Linked DNA regions of Homo sapiens: region 2 is linked to region 1. The links are chromatin loops, found by intact Hi-C in ENCODE. Cell type or tissue: mammary epithelial cell. All regions are shown on one strand. Each heading gives the region's core, and the rest is flanking DNA. Links, peaks and the distances in the headings are about the cores only.

Region 1 (5,367 bases), core at 128-5,127:
GTTTTACAGATGAGGAAACTGAGGCCAAGGGTGGCCGCCTCACTGGATGACCTCTTTGAAGTTTGCCTGTGTGGGTCCCAGATTGGGGCACTCTCTCCTGCCCCCCAACCATGTGCTGCAGAGAGGAGCTGGGCAGTTTGGTTCTAATGGGCTCCCTGACTTCTGAACCTCACTTTCCATTCCAGCCCACCTCATCCCTCTGGGACTACTGGGTGGAGTGTTGGGAAGGACACCGCCAGGATGCAGGCACAGGGCAGGGGCAGGGGCTCCAGCTGTGCACTTCCTTCCCCCAGCAAGCTGCAGTTCCAGGGAAGGTCCTGAGGGCAAGGCAGGAGGTCAGGAGGGTGGGGCGTCAGGAGGGCTGGGCTGTGGCATCCACCCACCCACACCATGCCTGGGAAGGACAGAGCCCACAGAGCTGGGGTCTCCCAGCCGGTGCCACTCGGGGAAGCGAAAGGGAGCTGCACAGACATCTAGGTCCAGGCTGCATTTGCTCATCCAGCTGGTAATATGACTGATGGGTAGAGAGGTCCAAAGGGACTTCCAGTGGGGACACTGGCAGACTTGGAAGATTCTGGAAACTTGTAGCTTCTCCGTGCTTGCTGTTCATGGTACTAGCTCTCTGCTAGGAGCTATGTGATGTGCTTTATGGTTATTATTTTTCTTTTCTTTTTTGAGATGGCGTCTTGCTCTGTCACCCAGGCTGGAGTGCAGTGACGTGATCACGGCTCAAGTGATCCTTCCACCTCAGCTTCCTGAGTAGTTAGGACTAGAAGGGTGTACCACCACACCCAGCTAATTTTAAACTTTTTTGTAGAGACAGGATCTTGCTATGTTGCCTAGGCTAGTCTTGAACTCCTGGCCTCAAACGATCCTCCTGCCTTGGCCTCCCAAACTGCTGGCATGACAGGCATGAGTCACTGTTCCCGGCCTCTTTTCAATAATACTACAACGTAGGTATTATTAGGTCCATTTCATGAATGGGGAAACTGAGGCTTGGAGATTTAAAGAAATGGTCAGGTATCTAGAAGAGCTGTCATGAGCCCATGTCCTCTGACGTGAATGCCTTTTCACTAACTGCATTGCCTCTCATCTGTTCTTGTCTCTGTACCCTCAGTGAATAGCCATGGAGCTCCTAAAAAGAATGGGACCTTTCACTTGACCTCCCTTCTCTCCCTTGCCTACTGCCCCTGAGCGAGTGCTTCAGCTACAGTCTGGGAGCCGAAGATGCCTGTGTTTGATGCCTCCAGCACCCTGTCTCTGCATCTTGAATCCAGCCACGTGACCATCTCTTGCCCACCTTTGGCCAATGTCCCTGAGACATTTCAAGTGCATCATGCTGCAGACTGGTGTTGCTGTCTCCACAATACCGCGCTTCCCCTGTGTCCCCATCTCAGTCTTTGGTCCCACTATCCACTTCCCACATGCAGCCATTGAGTCCTCTATTTTTCTTCCTTAAATCTCCAGAATCTGCTGACAGTTTTACTTCTCTGTTATTATTGCTTTAATTCAGACCCCCCCCCCCACAATCCTTTACCCCTTATTCCCCCACACCCTCCCGAGCCTTTCCTGCCATCTCCTTTCCAGGGGATACTCCCTTCTGAGCTCTCTCCAGCTCTGCCCAACAGAGTTTTCTAAAATTCCAATCTGCACATGTCACTCCCTGGCTTATAAATCCTTCAGTTGCTCCCATGCTTTAAAAGAAAATCATACACCTTGACTTTGCACATGGCATTTGAGCTCTGCCTCTGCTGGTTACCAGGTCTCACCCTTCTGCTGCAAACCCAGACACAAAGACAACCCAAAGCTCCCTGAAGGCACCTGCAGCACTTTGCCTCTCCACACCTTGCTGCTGCGTCGGCCTCCCTGCTTTCTTTGCTTGGCCAAAGCCTCATCTTCCCTGCCATCTCACCTCAAACATCTCTGCCTCTAGAAGGCTCCCTGGACTCCCCTCACCCCTCAGCTGGTTTGGCGGTTGTGATCTGAGATAGCACACCTCTTCTTATATCTCTGTCCAAAACCTTAATGTAAGACATTGGTGAATACCTTAATTTTCTCTTCCACTAAGTGATGTTACTTTGAGCAGGTTTTATGTCTTTTTTGTGGGATACCCACAGTCAGGCCAGTGCCTGGCACCTAATAGGTGATTGCTGAGTCAGTGAACAAGTAAACAAATGAATGAAGAAGGTAGAAAGGAAACAGAAGTTAGGAGGGCAGAAGTGGCTGGGAATGGAGACAGTGGCCTGGAAACCTCCTGGAGGAGGGGTCAGCATCCCTTGGTCACAAATTTCTCTCCTACCTGGCTGCACATTAGGGGGACTCTCCGCTCTTTCCTGCCTCTCCCTGGCAGACTAGTGACTCCTGGACACCAGTAGTGGGAAGGCAAGGGGCCTGGAGGCTGGTCAGAGACCCACACAGAGACCATCCTTTTCCCTTCCCAAGGGACGCTGCCAGCCTCTGCAAGAAGACTACCCAAAGGCTGGTGGATGGCATGGAAACATGAGTGCTGGAATGCGATCGCCTTTCCCGCCCAGCACTGATTATGCACCATCTGTGTTCTGGGGCCTGTGCTGAAACTCTGAGCTTGTGCACATTCCAATGTGATGCCATCCTTTGGCTTAGTTTCAGATGAGACTAGGGTGGGCACAAGCCACAGGTGGCAAGATTGAGCTCTAGGCAATGAGTGCCAGGGGACAAAGGTGAGGATGCCGGGGCTGCACAGTCAGCAAGGAGGTGGACTGAGTCTTGAAGCAGAGTGGAAAGGCAAGGGCATTGCTGGCAAGAGGGATGGCCTTTGTAGAGGCTGGAGGTCAGGACACACAGGGACAAAGAACAGCTGGATTACCTGGGCCTGAGGCTTTGGGATGGAGTGGTAGGAAATAAATTTGGAAAGAGTCATTGGAACCAGGTCCTGGAGGAATTTGCTAGGCCAAAGAGTTTGAACTTGAACCAGAAAGATGAACTGTGAGGCTGGGGTGGATCCCATGGGGCCAGCCAGGTAGCCCTTGGCTGCTTCTTCCCTGCCTTTCCAGTTAAGGAGCCATTCCCTGCAATGGCCAGCAGGGGGCAGAACAAGCTCACGTTCCCTTAGCCCAGGCCTTCCTGTCAGGGCTCAGTGTCCAGGGAGAGACCTGGGGTGGGTGTCCCTTGGAGAGTGGGGAGGAGCACCAGGCACAGAGGAAACAGGCCAGCTGTGCATAGATGGGGGACCCGGGGAGGCTGGCTAGTCTGTGGCCATTGAAGCTGCGTGGTCTGGTGACCCGACCTGGACAGCCCTGGGGTGAGCATCCACCCTTCCTGGGCCTAGGCTCCCTGGCACTAGCACAGCTTTCCAACTGTGCCCCCTTGTCTTTGCTTTCCCCAGCTTCTCCTTCCCAGTAGAAGAACCCTCGTTCCCATGAGGTGTCTGAATTGGGCCTCCCGGCTCCCCAGCTCCTTTAGAATCAAACCAAATCTAGGAATGTGGCTAAAGAGAGTCTCTTTCCTCTGCTCAGTCCCTTCCCTGGAGAGGATGAGGGAAGGTTTTCGGGCTGATGACAAGGTATGCATGTGGGTGTTTGACTAGCATTATTCAGCAGCTTCTGTGCTAAGGACAGGGACATGAAGACAGAAGTGCATTAGGCCAAGGCACCATTACACTCAGGGTCCCCAGCCCGCAGAGTAAACAACTCCGTGACTCAGCTGGCAATGGCTGGAAGGTGCTATGAACACAGTGCCGTGGACGCCCCGAAGAGGAGAGAACACCCCTGCACAGTGAGGACTGCAGAAGCTTTGACGAAGCTGCTACTGGATCTAGGCCTTGAAACATGGGTAGGATTTTACCAGATGGGGAAGAAGAAGGGGCATCTCCATTCAGGAACCAGCATGAGCAAAGGCACAGGAGTGGGGCTGTGTTTAGACAATATCAATGAACGGATACAGTTCTATATGCTTTTCCATGACCACTTGTTATATGACAAACATTGTGCTATGATATTTATATTATTTCCAATTTTCAAATCAACCCTTAAGGTGCTATGATCCCCTCTTTACAGATAAAGCATCTGAGGGTCAGAGAAATGGCATGAGAGCCCCGGTAAGGAGCATAGGAGCTGAAATGCTAGTCCCGGTCCCTGTGACTCCACTCTGCCTCCGTAAGATGGAAGTTAAGGAGTGTGCATGGCAGGGGTGGATGGGAAGGGCTGATGGTGCCACAAAGACCAGCAAAGTCCTTCTCTCCCAGGGGACGCTACCCTTGGCCCCAGCATCTCTGGCCAGACTGTAAGATCTTCTGGTCAGAAACCTTTTCTCAAACAGCTATTTGCCTTTTCACTTTTCCTTTTCCTTTTAGGAAGCAGTTCTTGTGCAAATTTCATTCTTGCGGGTCATAGATTTTGTCTGGGCCTGGGTCGCAGACAGAGAAGGAGGGGCCCTGAAATAGGGTGAAAGGAGGAGGGCCTGGGCCAGATCCCCAGGGGGCATCAACCTGCCCTTGCAAGCCTTGTGCTGGTATTTAAAGGTTGGCTTCCGGCCAGGTGCAATGGCTTACACCTATAATCCCAGCATTTTGGGAGGCTGAGGCAGGAGGATTGTTTGAGGTCAAGAGTTTGAGACCAGCCTGGGCAACAAAGTGAGACCCTGTATCTACAAAAAGAAAAAAAATTAGCCGGACATGGTGGCGCATGCTTGTAGTCCCAGCTACTCAGGAGGGTGAGGTGGGAGGATTGCTTGAGCCCAGGAGTTTGAGGCTGCAGTGAGCTGTGATCATGCCACTGCACTCCAGCCTGGGGGACAGCAAAAGACCCTGTCTCTAAAACAAATACATAAATAAAAACAAAGTTTGGCTTCTTTTCCCAGTCTCCATTTGTCTCCTCTGTCTGGGTGGGATGGAGTAGCTGAGAGGGCAGACCTCCTGCCACGAACGGACCTCTTCCAGATGGAAGAGAGGCCTGCTCCTCCAGGGCTCCCCTCCTCTGAACCACCTCCCTTCCTGGTCTCAGTAAAGCCATTCCCACATCTTCCAGTGGTCCCTGCGTTAGTCTGTTCAGGCTGCTATAGCGAAATAGCATAGACTGGGAAGTATACAAACAACAGAAATTTGTTTCTCACAGTTCTGGAGGCTGGGAGGTCCAAAATGAAGGTACCTGTAGATCTGGAGTCTGGTGGGGGCTTACTGTCTAATTCATAGAAGGCACCTTCTCACTGTGTCCTCACATGGTAGAAGGGCAACACAGCTCTCTGGCATCTCTTTTATAAGGGCACTAATCCATTTTATCAGAGCACTTACTCACCTCACAAAGGTCCCATCCCTAATACCATCGCCTTGGGGTTAAGGTTTTTTTTTTTTTTTTTTGAGACGGAGTCTTGCTGTGTCTCCCAGGCTGGAGT
Region 2 (5,367 bases), core at 242-5,241, 330 kb after region 1:
ACTTGTCTGTGGGTCCTAGGAGCATTTATTAGGTAATAAACTTAATGTACAAAAGGTAGTCAGTCCAGTGTGATATTCTTGCAGTGGAAGAGGCACTTCAGGGCAGAAGCTCATATTGGTGACCCCTGGGATGGCCATCAGCTAGGATATGAGGCTGCTGGTCCAACAGGTAGTCACTTGGGTTTTGATACCAGGAATGACTCCACTGAAGTAGTTCTGATGGTCTGCTATGGAGCTTGAGGCAGCCCCTGATCGGACCCGTTTTTCCATACAGTCCATGCTGCTCATGGGACCATCCAATCAGCTGTTGGCTGGATTTAAATATTCTCCCTCTTGCTTTTGGCTCCAGCTTGTTCTGATGAGTGGCTGCATGTGGCTAGTGCTACCAGCTAGAGGAGCAGGAAGTCAAACAAAATAATAGGCCAACCCTAACTGTAACCCTAACCCAACATCCCACCTGCCAACTGGACTTCCTTGGGGTTAATCAAGCCTAAGTCAAATCCAAGTTTACTAGCCCCTTGTTCTGTTCAGCTGTAGTTTAGTCTCTCTTCCCCTAACAGAGATCTGTCTTACAGGTAGCTCAGTTCCCCCAAGCCCAGCTTTACTCTGTTCCCAGCTTTCTCACTCTTTTTCCCTTGTTCCTTCATTTTGGTCTTGGCTTCCTCTGGGGCAGATGTCATGCAGCTTGTTCCATGTCATCTTCTCTGGCAGGAGCCTGCTTTCCTCAACTGACAGAAGGGGTCTTGTTAGCAGGAATCTCACCCAAGGACTCGCCTTAGCACCCTTAGGCCAAGAGTCAGGCTGAAAGGCTAGCACAAGCTGCCCTGGTGAAAGACCAGCCTTTGTATCTCGCCAGGAGCAACAAGGACTCTCTCTGGTCCTGCACGATCCATGTGGCAGCATCTTTAGATTGGCCACTGGCTTCTCCACCCACACCTGGCTGTAGACTTGCAAGACCAGCAAGAGCAGGAGGTGTTCAGGGCAGGGCTTTGTGGGCCCCTTCTTGGTCCTGGCTTTTAATGCATCGTGTTTGATCTTTGCCACGTGGTGGAGGGTTCCTGTCGCTCTGGTTGATGACACAGATCTTCAAGGAAGCAGTCACCCCTGTAGGAAGGGGAACATTTATCAAAGCCATTCCCAGGGGGGGTGCCTGCCAAGTCTAGGCCCTCAGCTGGACCTTTGTAGAATGTCCAGAATATAGCTACCATTCTGCCTGGCCCAGGAGGCCCTCTGCTTCTCCATCTAATCTGGCCTAGATGGGAAGAAATCTTTTTTTTTTCCTTATTCTTGCAACCAAGATAAAATTGTAGATTTTTCAGGAAGCACTTTAAGAGGAAACAAAAGGGAAAAAAGTACTCAAGAACCACATGGAGGCCAGTGGCTCATGCCTATAATCCCAGCACTTTTATCATCCTGAGGCAGGATGATAAAATTGTAGCGATCCTCCTGCCTCAGCCTCCTCAGTAGCTGGGACTATAGACACACACTACCATGCTCTGCTAATTTTGGTATTTTTATACAGATGGGGTTTCGCCTTGTTGCCCAGGCTGGTCTTAAACTCCTGGGTTCAAGCCATCTGCCTCTTGGCCTCCCAAAGTGCTGGGATTAGAGGTGTGAGCCACCACGCCCAGCCTGTTTGGTATGTTTAAATGCATGGCAGTCCCACAGCTACAGGTTGAAGCAGACTACTTTTTGCCAGCTGAAATCACACAGCCCAGAGTGCAGACGGGCACAGGAGATGCCCCTGTGTTGATCATGATTAAAGCACCCTTAACAGAGATGATGGGCCACCAGCCACACCATGGGCAGTGTCTCCTCCAGGGCACACCAGAGAAGGCCATGAGGGAGGGAGAAACTCACTCTTGGCACCATAACACTGGCTGGGGTCCTGGTGTTCCGAGAGCCCCAGTGGAGCTCAGAGACAGTGTGGGAAAGAAAGCCCCCTGCTGATCCCAGCTTAGGTTAGCAGGGCATGTGTGTACGTGCGTTTGCGTGTGCGTGTGCATGTGTGTGTAAGACAGAGTGAGTGATAGCTGTGGGCTGCTCCTTGGGGACTCCTGTGCTTGTGCCCTGCAGGGATGCAGAAGTCTTGGCTCCAGGAAAGAGCTCTTCTGTGAAGGTGACGGCCCTGCCTGTTTCCTGACTGCCTCGCCTCTCACTCCTTTGCTGCACTCCAGCTCACCGAGTCCCACACTTCCACATGGACTTGCGTGTGCTGGGCCCTCAGTCAGGGCATCCTTCTTCATCAGGGCAACTCCTGTTCCTCCTTCACACCCACCCAAGCTCCCTCCCAGGTGAAGCCTGTGATCAGGGCCCACCTCCTGCTGGAGTTAGAACTTCTTTGCCTCCATAGTAAAGTTTACTATCCTGTTCCTGCTTCAGGGCCAGGCGATGTCTGTGCTCAGACCACGACCCCGAAGAGGAGGGCAGGAGTATGGCTGGTGATCTGCAGGAGGAGGGGGCTGGTCTCCACGTGAGACCTTGTGCCCAGGCCCCAGGCTGGCTTGGTTGGTGTCAGCTGCTGGACTGGCTGGTGAGGTCACCAGTGACATCTAGTGGTCACAGCAGGCTACAGCCCGGTGAGGTTTTCCAGCAGTTGTGAGTTCCATGTGGTCTCTGGAGCCAGGTTTCTGATCTGCTCCCAGCCAGTGTCTGACTTCTCCAGGGCTCTGGGACACCAGCACAGGGCAGGACTTAGGTTGTCTGGTGTGAGGACTGAGGCCTTTCAGATATTGGACTACCCACTGTCAGCCAGAGAGGGCTGGGACTGTAAGTGATGTCCCCTGGGCTCCTGTGGCCCCATGAGATCTGCTGCCTTCCTCCTGCTCCAGCTCCTTGGCCCTGCAGGCCCCAGGCTCAGGTTCACCTGGGCCTCGGCTCCCTGAGACCCGGGAAGGGAGGAGGCTTTAGGGCCCTCATGGGAGAAGCCCCAAACCCATTTTGGTGCAGCTGCTGAGACAGCCAATGCCAGCCAGTGGATGACAGGCAGGGAGTGGGCCATACCTACTGAGCACCTACTATGTGCCAGGCACTATGGAGGGCAGCCTGGGTCAGGGGCCACCTAAAGAGCTGCCGGTCCTGTCCTATGCTAGGCCTGACAGGGCACAAAGCAGCCCTCTTCCTCAAAGGGGTAAGAGGTCCCTGATGACAGCAACAGGAGGTGGCACAGGCTGAGTGGGGTCTCCAGCAGCATAGTGGTGGGCCTGGGGCAGCCCTTGCCACAGGGCTGTGTCTGGTGACCTGCCAGTCTTCACCTCACCATTGCAGGTGCAGGCACATCATGGGCGCTCGAGACACACTGTTGAGTGATGCGGCTATATGGGCTGGAGGCAGCAGGTTATGCTGGGGACCACAGCTTTGTGCTCTCAGCTTCCCAGATTCCACTTTCTCTACCAAAGTTTCCCCGTGAACCATTTGCAGACTGTAAGGAGAGCGGGGAGGACTGTGTTCTTAGAAGGGAGGCCTGTAGCGCTACTGACTGCACTTGGTTTGCATGAACTGTCCCTTCATGCTCCTGCTTCTCCCACCCCGCGCCCACCCCAGTTCTTTCCTTTTCTACCTTCTTCCCTGGTGCTGCTCCCCTGCCTGCACTTTTTATCCCATCCCCTTTCCGTTGTGTCCCTTCCACTGTTCACCCCTTTCCAAGCACTTCCTACACTCGGCTTTCTTATTCTCCATTCCTTCTCCGTTTCTCTGTCTTGCTTTTGCTCTCCTTCTCTGTCTCCCCAGGTTCTGCTCCATCCCAGGCACCTTCCTTGGAAGGCCAGCCTGACATCATTAAAGTGCAATAACTTCATCATTTTCCAGGGAGTGAGGTGGGCAGAGGCTATAGTTTATCTTCTATATGAGCCTTTCCTGTGGCCCCTGGGAGTGGTTGTGAACTTCCCACCTCCTGGGGCCCCTCTCAGCAGTCAGCAAAGGCCTCTGCTTGCCGACCTGTGCAAGCAGTGGGGCCCACCCCGGCCTGTGGGGATTCACACTTTGGGCACAGTTCTAGGCACAGTGGGATCTTCATTCACTGTCGAGGGGTGACAGTAAGAGCTGCCGTTTACATTTATCAATTAAATCTATACGTCTGGGTGTCTTCATGGGTTGGATGCTGTGTGAGGTCCTGGGGGTATGGCCTACCTATTTTGGCCCTCACAGCAACCCTGCAAGGGAGGCTGGGCAGTGACCACACTCCCGTTAGACAGAGGAGGAAAATGGGGCTCAAGGAACAGGATTGCTCAAGGCAGGCCCCAGGCCGGCAGCTGGACACTTGGCTTTTATCCTGAGGAGTTCACACCCTCAGCATTCAATGTCCAGTCCGTCTGCTCAGGAGATTGCAAAGGGCTTCTGAGGAACCCAGATGTTCACAGACCTGTTCCGAAGCACCCTCCCACGCCCATCCATCTTCCCTGCCGGACATTGTGCTTGTTTCCCAGTGACACAAATTGCATTTGCAGTTGTTTTCAAGATAGCCTAATACTATCCAGCACTGTCTGCACACATTGATTCCTTTCCCCAAGTCACCAGACCCACTCATTCCCAATAATCTTCCCCCCTAATTATGGCAATCATTGTCTGATTGCATGCTCCGATTACACAATTACATTTTCTAATGCTAATTGCATAATTATCACAAGCAATTACATGGGAAAACATAAAATTTCCAGGCTCCAAATGTGATTTGAGGGTCCAGCAAAGTGCCCCCACTGTCCCCCTTAGGAAAGGCAATGGGGTCTCCTGGGCACAGACACAGCAGCTGGGTAGTGACCATCTCTCTCGGCTTCTCTGGGCACCACTAATTCTGAAGCTTCTATCTTCATGGCCCAACTAGGACTCTCTAGAACAGGTAGCCTGGTTTAGAAAGTGTGGCCCAGCAGATATGACTCTCTAAGCCCCAGTCACAAGGGCCCCTGCCTGCACGCAGCCGCTGGTCTGGGAGAAACAAAGCCTGAGCTGTGGTGCTCATGTGCTTCTAGAAGCCCAGGCCCAATATGTCTTCTTCAGTGGCTTCCAGTGTCCTGGGCAGTGTCTGGCTGGGTGGATGGGTCTGAGGAAGAGATGCTGGAGGCAGGCAGTTGATTTTCATCTTTCTGCTTTGCTCAGGACATCTCCCATGGTGTGGCCCCAATCCTGTCCATCTGATGGTTTGTCCACCACTGAGTCCTCCCCTCTAGAGGCTGGGAGTGCCCACATGGCCAAGGAGAAACCTCATCCATCCCCCTGCTCCCTCTGCAGAGAGGCCCTGCAGTAAGAGAGTCCACAGGTCTCCCCCACACTGTATGTACAGGTACATTTACAAATTCTATCTTATTTCAAATGCACCAGGGGAGCTGGCTATTTAAAGAAATGCTATAGAAGATCCTTTGGTAAAGACTGGCC

Evidence for each region. Hi-C counts contacts between places; a loop is a spot of excess contacts. Peaks named below come from ENCODE experiments on the same cell type or tissue, not always from the same donor. Only the 100,000 strongest peaks of a DNase experiment are listed, where the experiment ranks them.
Region 2: a loop joins it to region 1, with 24 times the contacts of the local background. A loop is called at or near these places in 8 of 110 quality-filtered maps.

The regions. Positions count from the first base shown.
Region 1 is chr1:109,773,955-109,779,321 of GRCh38, forward strand. LOC124904258 (a long non-coding RNA gene) reads left to right here. Exons shown (of 2, transcript XR_007066303.1): 2 at 1,118-1,474. Among named protein-coding and RNA genes, the nearest start is that of EPS8L3, 13 kb to the left of the region's middle. RefSeq lists an enhancer at 2,953-3,247. In mammary epithelial cell, for the core only: a CTCF peak has its summit at 3,065 (motif pointing right); a DNase peak (open chromatin) is centred at 3,077.
Region 2 is chr1:110,103,754-110,109,120 of GRCh38, forward strand. LINC01397 (long intergenic non-protein coding RNA 1397) reads left to right here. Exons shown (of 4, transcript NR_126382.1): 2 at 5,092-5,275. Among named protein-coding and RNA genes, the nearest start is that of UBL4B, 6.0 kb to the right of the region's middle. In mammary epithelial cell, for the core only: a CTCF peak has its summit at 2,553 (motif pointing left); no DNase peak of the experiment used is centred there.